Regions from separate parts of the Homo sapiens genome. Here region 1 is linked to region 2. The links are chromatin contacts, found by Hi-C or POLR2A ChIA-PET in ENCODE. All regions are on one chromosome and are shown on one strand. Each heading gives the region's core, a stretch centred on a gene start or an enhancer-like site at or near the end of the contact. The rest is flanking DNA. Distances are from core to core; before and after follow the strand shown.

Region 1 (6,082 bases), core at 2-2,501, 170 kb after region 2:
GCTGGGATTACAGGCGTAAGCCATCACACCTGGCCTGTATTTCCTAAAAACAAGGATAACCTCTTCCATAAGGGCAATATACTATAGTTACCAAAATCAGGAAGTTGGGCTCTGTGCGGTGGCTCATGCCTGTAATCCCAGCACTTTGGGAGGCTGAGGTAGACAGATTGCTTGAGCCCAGAAGTTTGAGACCAACCTGGACTACGTGGCAAAACCCCGTCTTTACCAAAAAAAAAAAAAAAAAAAAAAAGAGGTGGGTATGGTAGCATATGCCTGTGGTCTCAGCTGCTCAGGAGGCTGAGGCAGAAGAATTGCTTTAGCCCGGGAGGTACAGGTTGCAGTGAGCTGAGATCGCACCACTGCACTCCCGCCTGAAGGACAGAGTGAGACCCTATCTCAAAAAAAAAAAAAAAAAAAAAAAAAAATCAGGCCAGGTGCGGTGGCTCACACCTGTAATCCCAACACTTTGGGAGGCTGAGGTGGGCGGATCACCTGAAGTCAGGAGTTCGAGACCAGCCTGGCCAACATGGCGAAATGCCGTATCTACTAAATTATAAAAATTAGCTGGGTGTGGTGGCGGGCACCTGTATTCCCAGTTACTTGGGAGGCTGAGGCAGGAGAATCCCTTGAACCTGGGAGACGGAAGTTGCAGTGAGCCGAGATCGGGCCACTGCACTCCAGCCTGGGTGACAGAGCGAGACTCTTGTCTCAAAAAAAAAAAAAAAGAAGAAAAAGAAATCAGGAAGTTAATATCAGTACAATTCTATTATCTAATTACAGGCCTTACTCAGAATTTTCCAATTGTTCCAATAACATGCTTTAGAGAAAAAGAAAAAAAAGGTTTTTTTGAACCAGAATCACATGTTGAATTCAGTTGTCATGTCTCTCTCGTCTCTCTTGTGTCCTATAAGCTGGAACAGTTCCTCCTTCTGTCTTTGTCTTCGAGACCTTGATATTTCTGAAGAGTATAGACAGGTTATTCTGTAGAATGTCCTCAGTTTGGGTTTGCCTGATTTTACCCTATGATTAAATTCAGGTCATGCACTTTTGTCAGGAATGTCACAACAAATACTGTGTCCTCCTCCGTGTGTCATATCAGGAGGCATGTGATGTTGATTTGCTCTATTACTGGTGATGTTACCTTGGATGACTTAATTCAGGTGCTGTTTCTGGCAGGAGATTTTAATTTTCCTGGCTATTGGTAAACAATCTCTGACACAAATCTATGTCTCCCCCAAACCCAGCCCCTGAAGCATGTGAGATTCTGTCCTTTCCCATCTCACCAGCTAGTTAAGTCTCTGCCCTCCTGGTACCTCTGCTCCCACCCCACCTTCCCTTTCTTGCTGCCTGGAGGCATTTAGTATGTGGCTTCTTTCTTTTTCTTTTCTTTTTTTATTTTTTTTGAGACAGAGTCTCTCTCCGTCACCCAGGCTGAAGTGCAGTGGCATGATCTTGGCTCACCGCAACCTCTGCCCTCCTGGGTTCAAGTGATTCTTGTGCCTCAGCCTCCTGAGTAGCTGGGATTACAGGTGTGAGCCACCACACCTGGCTAATTTTTGTATTTTTAGTAAAGACGGCATTTCTCCATGTTGGCCAGGTTGGTCTCGAACTCCTGACCTTAAGTGATCCGCCCACCTCGGCCTCCCAAAGTGCTGGGATTACAGGCATGAGCCACCGCGCCTGGCTAGTGTGTGGTTTCAGAGTGCGCCTGGCTAGTGTGTAGTTTCAGAGTGCGGTCTATGGGGCTCCCCTGGGCCCTTCGCAGGTGCAGCCTGCCTGGGGTTTCCCACAGGCAGTACTCTACACAGCCTGCCTTTTGGTTTTTGCTTTGAATTGTTCACCTACCTGTGACATTCCTCACTGATAACTCATTGTAAATAGGTCAATATGCTGGCAAATGTTTTCTTTTTTCTTTTCTTTTTTTGTCTGATAATACCCTTTCTTCCTTAGCTGGCACATGTTTTCATGATGGGGAGATGGTGGTGTCTTTTCTCCCTTCAGAGTGGTTGGTGGCCTGAGACTGCTGTTGTGAGGACATGTTTATGAGCTGTTTGGCACAGTTGTGTTTTTTGACTCTGTATTAGGCCATTCTTGCACTGCTATAAAGAAATACCTGAGACTGGGTAATTTATAAGAAAAGAGGCTTATTTGACTCACGGTTCAGCAGGCTGTACAGGAAGCATAGTGTCTGAGCTAGCAGATCTGCCACTGGGGAGGCCTCAGGAGGCTTTTACTCATGGCAGGAGGAGAAGGGGAAGTAGACATGTCACATGGCCAGAGCAGGAGCCAGATAGAGAGAGAGGGAGGCGCCATACACTTTTAAACAGCTAGATCTCATGAGAACTCACTCACTATCCTGAGGACTGCACCAAGGGGATGGTCCTAAACCATTCATGAGAAATCCACCCCCATGATCCAATCACCTCCCACCAGAACTCACCTCCAGCACTGGGGATTATAGTTCAACATGAGATTTAGGTGGGGACACAGATACAAACTATGTCAGACTCTGTGACAATCTCCCTTTTTTTTTTTTTTTTTTTTGAGATGGAGTCTCACTGTGTCGCCCAGGCTGGAGTGCAGTAGCGTGATCTCAGCTCACTGCATCCTGCATCTCCCAGGTTCAAGTGATTCTCCTGCCTCAGCCTCCTGAGTAGCTGGGGTTACAGGCAGGTGCCACCACGCCTGGCTAATGTTTGTATTTTTAGTAGAGACAGGGTTTCACCGTATTGGCCAGGCTGGTCTTGAACTCCTGACCTCAGGTGATCTGCCCACCTCAGCCTCCCAAAGTGCTGGGATTACAGGCATGAGGCACTGCATCCAGCCATGTGACAATTGTAAGAATGAGTGACAGGCAGGTCTGTTTGGGACTCACACCCCATATTTTGAATGAGGAGGCCCAGCAGGTCAGAAATGGGAAGGCGCTGGGCTTGGATCCCCATCTGTCTGACTCTTTAATGTAACAAGTTCTCACTGGTGCTGGGAGCAGCTTGTGAATGGGCAAGATGTGGTATCTGGAACAGGGACCACTTGCTAGTGGAGGAGACAGACAATAACCAAGTAAGCAAATAATAAATAATTCCAGGTAAGAAGTGGTAAGAAGAAAATAAAACTGAGTGATGTAATAGGGAGTGACTGGGAGTGCATCGTGGGGGGCAACTTGAGACAGGGTGGCCAGGAGGGCCTCTTTGGGGAGGTGACATTTGAGCTGAGATATGAAGGATGAGAAGGCACTGCCTGGGGAAGACTTGGGGAAGAGTGTTCCGGGGAACAGGAACAGCCAGTGCCAAGGCCCTGAGGTGGGAATGAGCCTGGTGTGTTCAAGGTAGGTCAAGGAGGCCAGGGTGGCCAGAGCAGAGTGAGTGAGGTGGAGAAAGGAGAAGGATGAGGTCTGAGAGGTGGGAGTGGGTCAGACCACAGGGCCTTGTAGGCCAAGGTGGGAGGTGGGTTAAGCAATGGTGTGGCATGGTCTGACTTACTTTTTTTTTTTGTTTCTTTTTTGAGACAGAGTCTCACTCTGCCGCCCAGGCTGGAGTGCAGTGGTGCGATCTCGGCTCACTGCAACCTCCGCCTCCTGGGTTTAAGTGATTCTCCTGACTCAGTCTCCTGAGTAGCTGGGATTACAGGTCCACGCTACCACGCCTGGCTAATTTTTGTATTTTTAGTAGAGAGACGGGGTTTCATCATGTTGGCCAGGCTGGTCTCAAACTCCTGACCTCAGGTGATGCGCCTGCCTCGGCCTCCCGAAGTACTGGGATTACAGGTGTGAGTCACCACACCAGGCCTTTTTTTTTTTTTCTTATTTAAATAGAGACAGGTTCTCTTTCTGTTACCCAGGCTGGAGTGTAGTGGCATAATCATGGCTCACTGTAACTTCAAAACCCCTGGGCTTAAGCGATCCTCCTGCCTTAGCCTCTTGAGTAGCTGGGAAGCCACCACATCTAGCTAATTTTTAAATTTTTCATAGGGATAGGGGTCTTGCCATGTTGCCCAGGCTGATTTTGAACTCCTGGTCTCAAACAATCCTCTCACCTTGGCCTCCTAAAGTATTGGGATTGCAGGTGTGAGCCAGCCACTGTGCTCAGCCTGTTTCATTTTTAAAGGTGCCCCTGGCCACCCTGTGGAGAATGGACTACAGGAGGCAAGGCAGGGGCAGGGTGGCCAGCGAGGAGGCTACTGCACAAGTCCGAACAAGAGATGATGGCGCTCAGATGAGGACAGGCAGTGGCAATTGAGAAGAGTGGATGGATTTGGAATGAATTAACTGTAGGATGTTGCCTCCTAATGTTGGCCCTGGGGTGGCCGGGGCGCTGCTTCCTATGCCTGCTGTGTTTCCTCCCTCATCTCTCCTGCTCCTTCCACTTAGGTGTGTCAAATGTGTCAACAAATACTCCACCCCTGAGGCCCTGGAGCACCACCTGCAGACCGCCACTCACAACTTCCCCTGCCCACACTGCCAGAAGGTGGGTGCCACTGTCCTCTTTTCTGGGGCCTAGGCTATAATAAGGGCAAGGAGGTGGGGTGGGGTGCACACCTCACCCTTTCCTTCTCCTCTCTCACCATAGGACACGCAGGCAGGGCTCAGGGGCTGCTCCACAGATGACACAGTGTCTCTGCCTGGCCATCTCATCCATCACATTCCAGATGTGGCCATGTCGGGGCTGCTGCTGGAGCCAGGCTGGGTGGGCTGTCCTGGTCCCAGGCCTAGTGTCTGAGCAGAAGCCTCCCAGCTTCCTGATGTAAGATTATCCTTATTACAATTGGCTCTTCTTTTTAATTTTTTTTTTTTTTTGAGACAGGGTCTTACTCTGTCACCAGGCTAGTGTGCAGTGGTTTGATCATGGCTCACCGCAGCCTCAACCTCCTGGGCTCAGCCCCCTGAGTAGCTGGGACTATAGGCATGTGCCACCATGCCCAGCTAATTTTTGTATTTTTTATAGAGATGGAGTTTCACCGTGTTGCCCAGGCTGGTCTCAAACTCCTGGGCTTAAGGGACCTGTCCACCTTGACCTCCCAAAGTGCTGGGATTACACGCATGAGCCACTGCACCCAGCCTAAATTTTTTGTAGAGATAGGGCTCACTATGTTACCCAGGCTGGTCTCAAACTCTTGGCCTCAAGTGATCCTCCCACCTCAGACTCCCAGAGTGTTGGGATTACAGGTATGAGCCATCATGCCCAGCCTGGATTCTTCTTTTCAGTGACTCTGAAAGCCTCACTAAAGCCTGTTCCTGATAACATCAAACATCCAGGAAGTGTTCCAATTTCTAGTTGTCTCAAAGCTTCATCATTTTGTAAAGTTCATTTGAATCAGGTCCATAGATTGCAATTGATTGACATAACAAAAGCCTCTATTAATCTACAGGTCCCCACCACCACCCCTGACCACTGCTCCCTTTTTTCTTTCCTCTGAATTTATTTGTTGAAGAAACTGGGCCATTTGGTTCAGCGGTGTTCCCCGCAGTCTGGATTTTGCTGATTACGTCTCCCTGGTGTGTTTAACTTGCTTCTTCACTCTACTCATTTTCTTACAACCATATGTGGCAGATTTTCCAGGACAGCCCTGGTTTCATTTTGGCCTCATTCTGGATGTTTCTTATTATCTAACCTAATTTTAAGCTTTAGAAGTTGTGGTCCGAGTAAAAGATACCATGAATTGAGCAAGAACCACATGCCAGATGCTGTTCTGAGCATTTCACTGGAATTGACTAGAGGATAGGTGTACTGTTACTATCCCCCTTTATAGGTGGGGAAACCAAGGCAGAAAGGTCACCTAGCTGGGAAACGATGGGGCTAATAAGCAGTGGGGCAGCTGGGTCTGTGCCCGTGACCAACGCTCTACCAAAATGAATGAATGTGTGAATACATGCCCTTCTTTTGCCTGGACTGGAAAGAGATTTTCACTTCTGTGTTTTCTGGCTTTAAAAAAATTACCTTTCATACAAAAATTAGCTGGGTGTGGTGGTGGGCGCCTGTAATCCCAGCACTTCGGGAGGCTGAGGCGGGTGGATCACCTGAGGTCAGGAGTTAGAGACCAGCCTAACCAACATGGAGAAACCCTGTCTCTACTAAAAATAAAAATT
Region 2 (6,091 bases), core at 678-3,177:
ATGAGAATTCACACGGAATCTCTCAGTCTTCATACCTGTGCTTTTTCTGCTTCATTCACTTGAAACATGAAGAAACACTAGTGTTGTAGGTTTTGGGTGGTGAAATGAAAAGTATCAATCTGTAAACAGTTCTCTAGTGGCTGGGTTTGGCCCACTATCAAAGCTTTTGGTTGGTAAGAGCACAGAGTTCAGCGTTCTGCATTTGGGCTGCTCTAACTTTTTTATTCTGCCAAGTGCTGACTGTTAAAACTCATCTCACTGCTAAGCCTTCCTCAAGTCTTTGGCACCCTTGCTATAGAGCCAGGTGGTCTGAAGAAAAGCTCCCTCTAGGTTGTTGCACACTGTACACAACACATTACAGTGCGAGACAACTGTCAGTTCCTTCCTTTCCTTCTCCCCTACCCTTCCAGAAAGCTGGGCCCCAGATGGAAGAGCTGGAAATGTGTCAACTGTTCTCTGAAGGGCATTGAGAAAATACTGTCAGGAAGAAAAGGCAAGCGCAACAGCTCATTAGTCCACTAATCAGACAGGACGACCATCAATTTCACAAAGAAAATGTCCTGAACAGAGAAATGGGAAGGGCTGGCAGAGTGTTGCCCACATGGTTCTGAGAACTGCACATTTTTGTCAGGGGATTTGTAACTTGGGGGCATTGCTTTCTTGATTGACTTTATTATATCCCTTTCCCAAGTGTGGCCACTGCAAACTGAAGCATAAAAATGGTATTTGGAGATACTTTTCTACAAATACCATTGTGTCCCATCAATGCACAAAAATGTTCCTTGTTGCCAGGATCGTGAACACTCTTGTATGTATTGTCTTTATAGCTGTGCTCTCACAGAAGGAAAACTTGGACTTTACCTTCTTATTTGAGCCTTTGCTCCCCATTTTTTACACTTTAATTTGAATTCAGCAGTTATTGGAGAATGAATGGCTGGTACTTAAGTGAAAAGCTTAGAATTACTGTGAGGAACATAGCTCAATTTAAAGGTGATTATGGTAACCCTGGTCGTATTATTAACTAAGTATGTAACAAGTTCTCTTTGATAGGGAAAAATAACTTGTTAGATATATTAGAATATTACTCATTGGTATCAAGTCTGATTCCTGTTAGCTCAGACCTACCTAATTGCAGCATCATGAAGTTTATCTAATTTATCTTTCTGGAATTTTGTTGCCATTTAGTATTATCAAACAACTGCCTATTATTAATTGTTCCCATAGATGAAGTAGCCTCTGCTTCATGTAGACTCAGCTCTACTTTTCATCTTTTTGAACAATGTATAGCATGAATGACATTTACATGTTTGAGGTCAGAGAGGTTGACTCCCTCTTTTTTCCTACTTGATGTAGTTGATATGTATATATATAATTTAGTACATCATTATTAATGGTGATTTTTTTTTTTTTAAGACAGAGTCGCTCTGTCACCCAGGCTAGAGTGCAGTGGCATGATCTTGGCTCACTGCAACCTCCGCCTCCCAGGTTCAAGCGATTCTCTTGCCTCAGCCTCCTGAGTAACTGGGACTACAGGTGCCCACCACCACACCCAGCTAATTTTTATATTTTTAGTAGAGACAGGGTTTCACCATGTTGGCCAGGCTGATCTCAAACTCCTGACCTTAGGTGATCCACCCGCCTCAGCCTCCCAAAGTGCTAGGTTTACAGGCATGAGCCACCGTGCCCAGCCTATTAATATTGATTTATATATAACTGATTGATTTTCTTTTCATGTCTTGCAGTTGAGGCCTAAGTCTAGATAGTTCCCATGTTAGCTTTTTCACCCCTAATAATTTGATTCATTTATAAGGAGAAGTTAAAGAAAATGCATTTGAGGTAAGCTATATTTGTAACCTGGTTTCTTCCTTTCTCAGCCACTATCTAAAGACTGCTAACTTTCAGTTCACATCACCTCTTGACCTTGTTTCCTCATTTTAGTTCCTAGGGTTGAAGTAACAAAGTACCACTAACTGAGTGGCTTAAGACAATAGAAATTCATTCTCTCACAGTTCAGAAAGCCAGAGGCCCAAAATTGAGGTATCAGCAAGGTTGATTCCTTCCCGGGGTTTCAGAGGACAAATGTGTCCCCTTCTCCCTCCTGGCTTGCTGGTTGCTGGCACTCCTTGGCATTCCTCGGTGTATAGATGTGTCACTCTAGTCCCTGCCTCTGTCGCCACTTGGTGTGACTGTCCTCTCTTTGGCTTCCCTCTGTGTATGTCTCTGTGTCTGTGTCTCATCCCTTCTTTAAGGACACCATTCAGATTGGATTTAGAGCCCACCCAGACAATCTAGGATGATCTCATCCTCTCAAGATTTTTAACTTAATGATATCTTCAAAGACCCTTTTGCCAAATCAGGTAACATTCACAGTTCCAGATGTTGGGATGTGGACATATCTTTTAGGGGGTCACTATTCAGCCTATTATACCAAGCAGTCCTCTAGGGAAGTATGTTGGTATTTCAAATTGTTGTCTGTTTTTGCAAACTTTTAGAAAACCCTAACCTCCATTTCTCTGATTCTCTGCAGTTGGTCCTGAGAAAAGGGTGCCAGCGATGCCTGGATCGCCTGTGGAAGTGAAGATACAGTCCAGATCCTCACCTCCCACCATGCCACCCCTCCCACCAATAAATCCTGGAGGACCGAGGCCAGTGTCCTTCACTCCTACTGCATGTGAGACCTCTTAGTTACTTATGTTTGTAGTTCAGAGTGACATTTGGATCTAAGTGACTGACTTGTATGAAGCGTTCCACATATATTATTCAGTGTTTTCAAAGTACTATTGAAAATATAGACACAGATATATATTTCTGGTTGTTTCTTTTATAAATTACTTTTACCCTCTGAGAATAATACTTAGCTTATTTGGATATTTAGTTGTTTAAATATTTTGTTTTCATATTCTTTGGCTGGTAACTATTTTTATTTCTTTGACTCTAACAATAATGAATTTAAATTATTATATTGCCTTATGGGATTCCAAGTAAGTTTTCTAAAATTATAGAATTCTAAAAATGTTCCAGTGCTGTCATGGTAAGACTTTTTACAAAAGAGAATATTGTTGTATTTGTTTACTAGGGCTGCCATAATGAAATACCACAGACTGGATGGTTTAAACAATTTATTTTTATTCACTTTTTCACAGTTCTGGAGGCAAGAATGTAAAGATCAAGGTATTGGCAGGTTTGGTTTTACCTGGGCCTTGTAGATGGTTGCCTTCTTGCCATATCCTCACATGGTCTTTCCTCCATTTTGCGTCCCTGGTGTCTCTTCCCCTGCCTTTAAGGATAATAATCATATTGGATTAGGGACTACTCATAATACCTCTTTTAACCTTAATGAACTCTTCAAAGTATCTCCAAATATAGTCCTATTCTGAGGTACAAGGGGTAAGACTTCAATGTATGAATTTGGCCAAGGCTCGGGCAGAATTCAGTCCATAACCATTATGTTAGCTAATAATATATGTAACAATATATTCAACTTCACTAACCATCAAGGAAATGCAAACTAACACCCAATACAGTACCATTATACACCCACCAGGATGTTCAAAATGATACCAAGTTTTGGTGAGGATGTATGGAGCAACTTGAACACTCATACAATGCTGGTTGGAGTGTAATTTAGTACATCTTTTGGAAATTGGCAGTTTGCACTAATGCTGAATTTCCACGTGCCCTGTAACTCAACAATTTCAGTCCTATATATCTATAATCACCAAAAGAACCCCAAATAAACTAGTATACATACATGCACACAAGTGTCTTGATCTTCATTTGAGTTCTACCTTTCCATGCACATGCTGCCGTCCCCAGTTCACTTTGACACTCTGCAGATCTTTTGCCTGTAAACCAAAATGTACTGCTATTTTTGGAATGCCCAAAAAGTGTCAGAGCACTGAGCTAGATGCTGTATGTATTGTTTCATTTAAATGCCATTACACAAGCTTGCACACTGTCCTTGCTCAAAATTTTTTGTTTTTTGTGTTTATTATTTTAAAAGGCAAGAGAAGAGAATGTAAGATGTACAGCTTTAATTGGAAGTTTATTATTTTCCAAAACATTTGAAATGGAGTAGCTGGTAACTGTAGCATTCAGTTTGAGCCAGAGTGAATGAAAAGAAGTGTGATATCCCTTTTCTTAAATTCTAATTTCTATCTCAAAGTTGAACAGCCCTAGACATATATACTATCTTGAAAAGAAACAGATTTAAACCTCAGCCATCAATCAGATTTCAAGATACACCAATAGGTATATGTATATACAAATTCAGCCCTTTTTACTTCCATATTTGGCTGCTTGGCGGTGGTTGTGTTTCATTTCAGAAAATGTGATCATACATTTTTTTCTAAAGAGACTACGAAAAAGCCTTTCTATACATCAGAGAAGCTAAAAGCATGGTAATGTGTTATTTTTATTGGTTCCTTCAAAATGGAGCAACTTTCCAATGGCAATTGACCTTTCTGTGAAAACAAAGAAATGGCAGACTATTGCAACTAATTTTCTGGATTGCTGAGGTTGAGTGTTCAACTTTCCTTTCATTAGCTTTACTAATTTTCTTTAGTGGAAGACACAAGAAAACTCACCCCTTTTCTCAGCCCGTTAGTCTGTTATGCAGTGAATCATTCAGCAGCATTTTCCTAAACACCCTTTGCTGAACAAAGCAAAAATATACACTGTATACACAACTTATAAAACTTAATTAAAGTATGCACATATGTATTGTGTATTGTATTATTAATAAGTGAACATCTATTAAGGCAACACAAATATAGAAATAAACAAGCATAGGCCAGGCGCAGTGGCTCACACCTATAATCCTAACACTTTGGGAGGCCGAGGAGGACAGATCACTTGAGGTCAGGAGTTCGAGACCAGCCTGGCCAACATGGTGAAACCCTGTCTCTACTAAAAATACAAAAAATTAGCTGGATGTGGTGGTGCGTGCCTGTAATCCCAGCTACTCGGGAGGCTGAGGAAGGAGAATTCCTTGAACTCAGGAGACGGAGGTTGCAGTAAGCTGAGATTAAACCACTGCACTCCAGCCTGGGAAACAGAGCAAGACTCGGTCTCTAAAAAAAAAAGTGAAATAGTGGAAGCATGCACATAGGCAGCACAGAGATGTAGTGAATCCACTAAGGTTACCTTCAAGCGGAGCAACAGCAGTATGTGTCAAAGAATGCTCCTTAACAGAGATGATACCTGAACCGTATGGGATGAAGAAGAGCTTGCCAGGTCAAATTTGAGTAAGGTTCAGTGTAAGAAGAGGGAACAGAGATGGTTAACTGACTGTGACTGGCTTAGAGGAAGTAGAAGGGAAGTGGAAGATTTTTTATGATTAATAAGTTGGTTTTTGGCAAAATATGACTAAATGTCTTTTTTCTAAGCTAGGTAAAGATTAAATGATTGGCTCTTTAAACATTGCTTATGTCTTAAATTGTTTCTTATGTTTTTAGATAAAGTTTCACTTTTTTAGTTTTTTAAGGCTGGATATGATTAAGTGAAAACAGAATGATACTTAGGTACTAGATAATTTAGATTTTTACTTGATGCCAACAAGAACGTAGCTCAGTGCCAGGCACGGTGGCTCATGCCTGTAATCCCAGCCTTTGGGAGGCCAAGGCAGGAGGATCACTTGAGCCCAGGAGTTTGAGACCAGCCTGGGCAATATAGTGAGACTCCCTGATCTACAAAAAATTTTAAAAAAAGAAATTAGCTGTGCATGGTGGCATGTGCCTGTAGTCCCAGCTACTCAGGAGGCTGAGGTGGGAGGACACCTGAGTCCAGGAGGTCGAGGCTGCACCAGGAGGTCAAGGCTGCAATGGGCCAAGATGGTGCTGCTGCACTCCAGCTTGGATGACAGAATGAGACCCTGCCTCAAAAAAACAAACAAGCAAAACCATAGCTCTAGGGTTGTTTTCGAAATTAAAATTTTCAAGAAATGACTATTAAGAACTAAATAGGAAAACTGTAATTAATCACATGTATTATAATTTGAGCAAAAATGTAGGATGGGAGTGTCCTGCATGGAATCAGGAAGATGCTTTATTGAATGACCAAGGGTTTGGCAGTATTAATCTAGCACTGTTAA

The links. A loop is a pair of places that touch in the nucleus more often than their neighbours do. ChIA-PET counts read pairs that join two places held with the same protein, here RNA polymerase II (POLR2A). Pooled maps may share reads with other maps.
Region 1: a pooled map shows a loop between it and region 2 (6-fold over the local background). The contact joins two enhancer-like sites. A Hi-C loop is called at or near these places in 3 of 37 single-sample maps with no recorded cell type and 3 of 50 pooled maps. POLR2A ChIA-PET finds 5 or more read pairs at or near these places in 3 of 52 experiments (AG04449, CD8-positive, alpha-beta memory T cell and H1).

What each region holds. Positions count from the first base shown.
Region 1 is chr20:33,776,925-33,783,006 of GRCh38, forward strand. It overlaps ZNF341 (zinc finger protein 341), which reads left to right. Exons shown (of 15, transcript NM_001282933.2): 11 at 4,367-4,463. Among named protein-coding and RNA genes, the nearest start is that of ZNF341-AS1, 31 kb to the right of the region's middle. RefSeq lists a silencer at 1,674-1,723 and enhancers at 1,814-2,103, 2,139-2,433. Within about 2 kb of position 1,252, at least 11 of the 41 ENCODE cell types and tissues checked have a DNase peak (open chromatin) inside an H3K27ac peak, as active enhancers do.
Region 2 is chr20:33,604,429-33,610,519 of GRCh38, forward strand. CBFA2T2 (CBFA2/RUNX1 partner transcriptional co-repressor 2) reads left to right here. Exons shown (of 11, transcript NM_001032999.3): 2 at 2,528-2,671. Among named protein-coding and RNA genes, the nearest start is that of C20orf144, 55 kb to the right of the region's middle. RefSeq lists a silencer at 2,181-2,230. Within about 2 kb of position 1,928, at least 3 of the 41 ENCODE cell types and tissues checked have a DNase peak (open chromatin) inside an H3K27ac peak, as active enhancers do.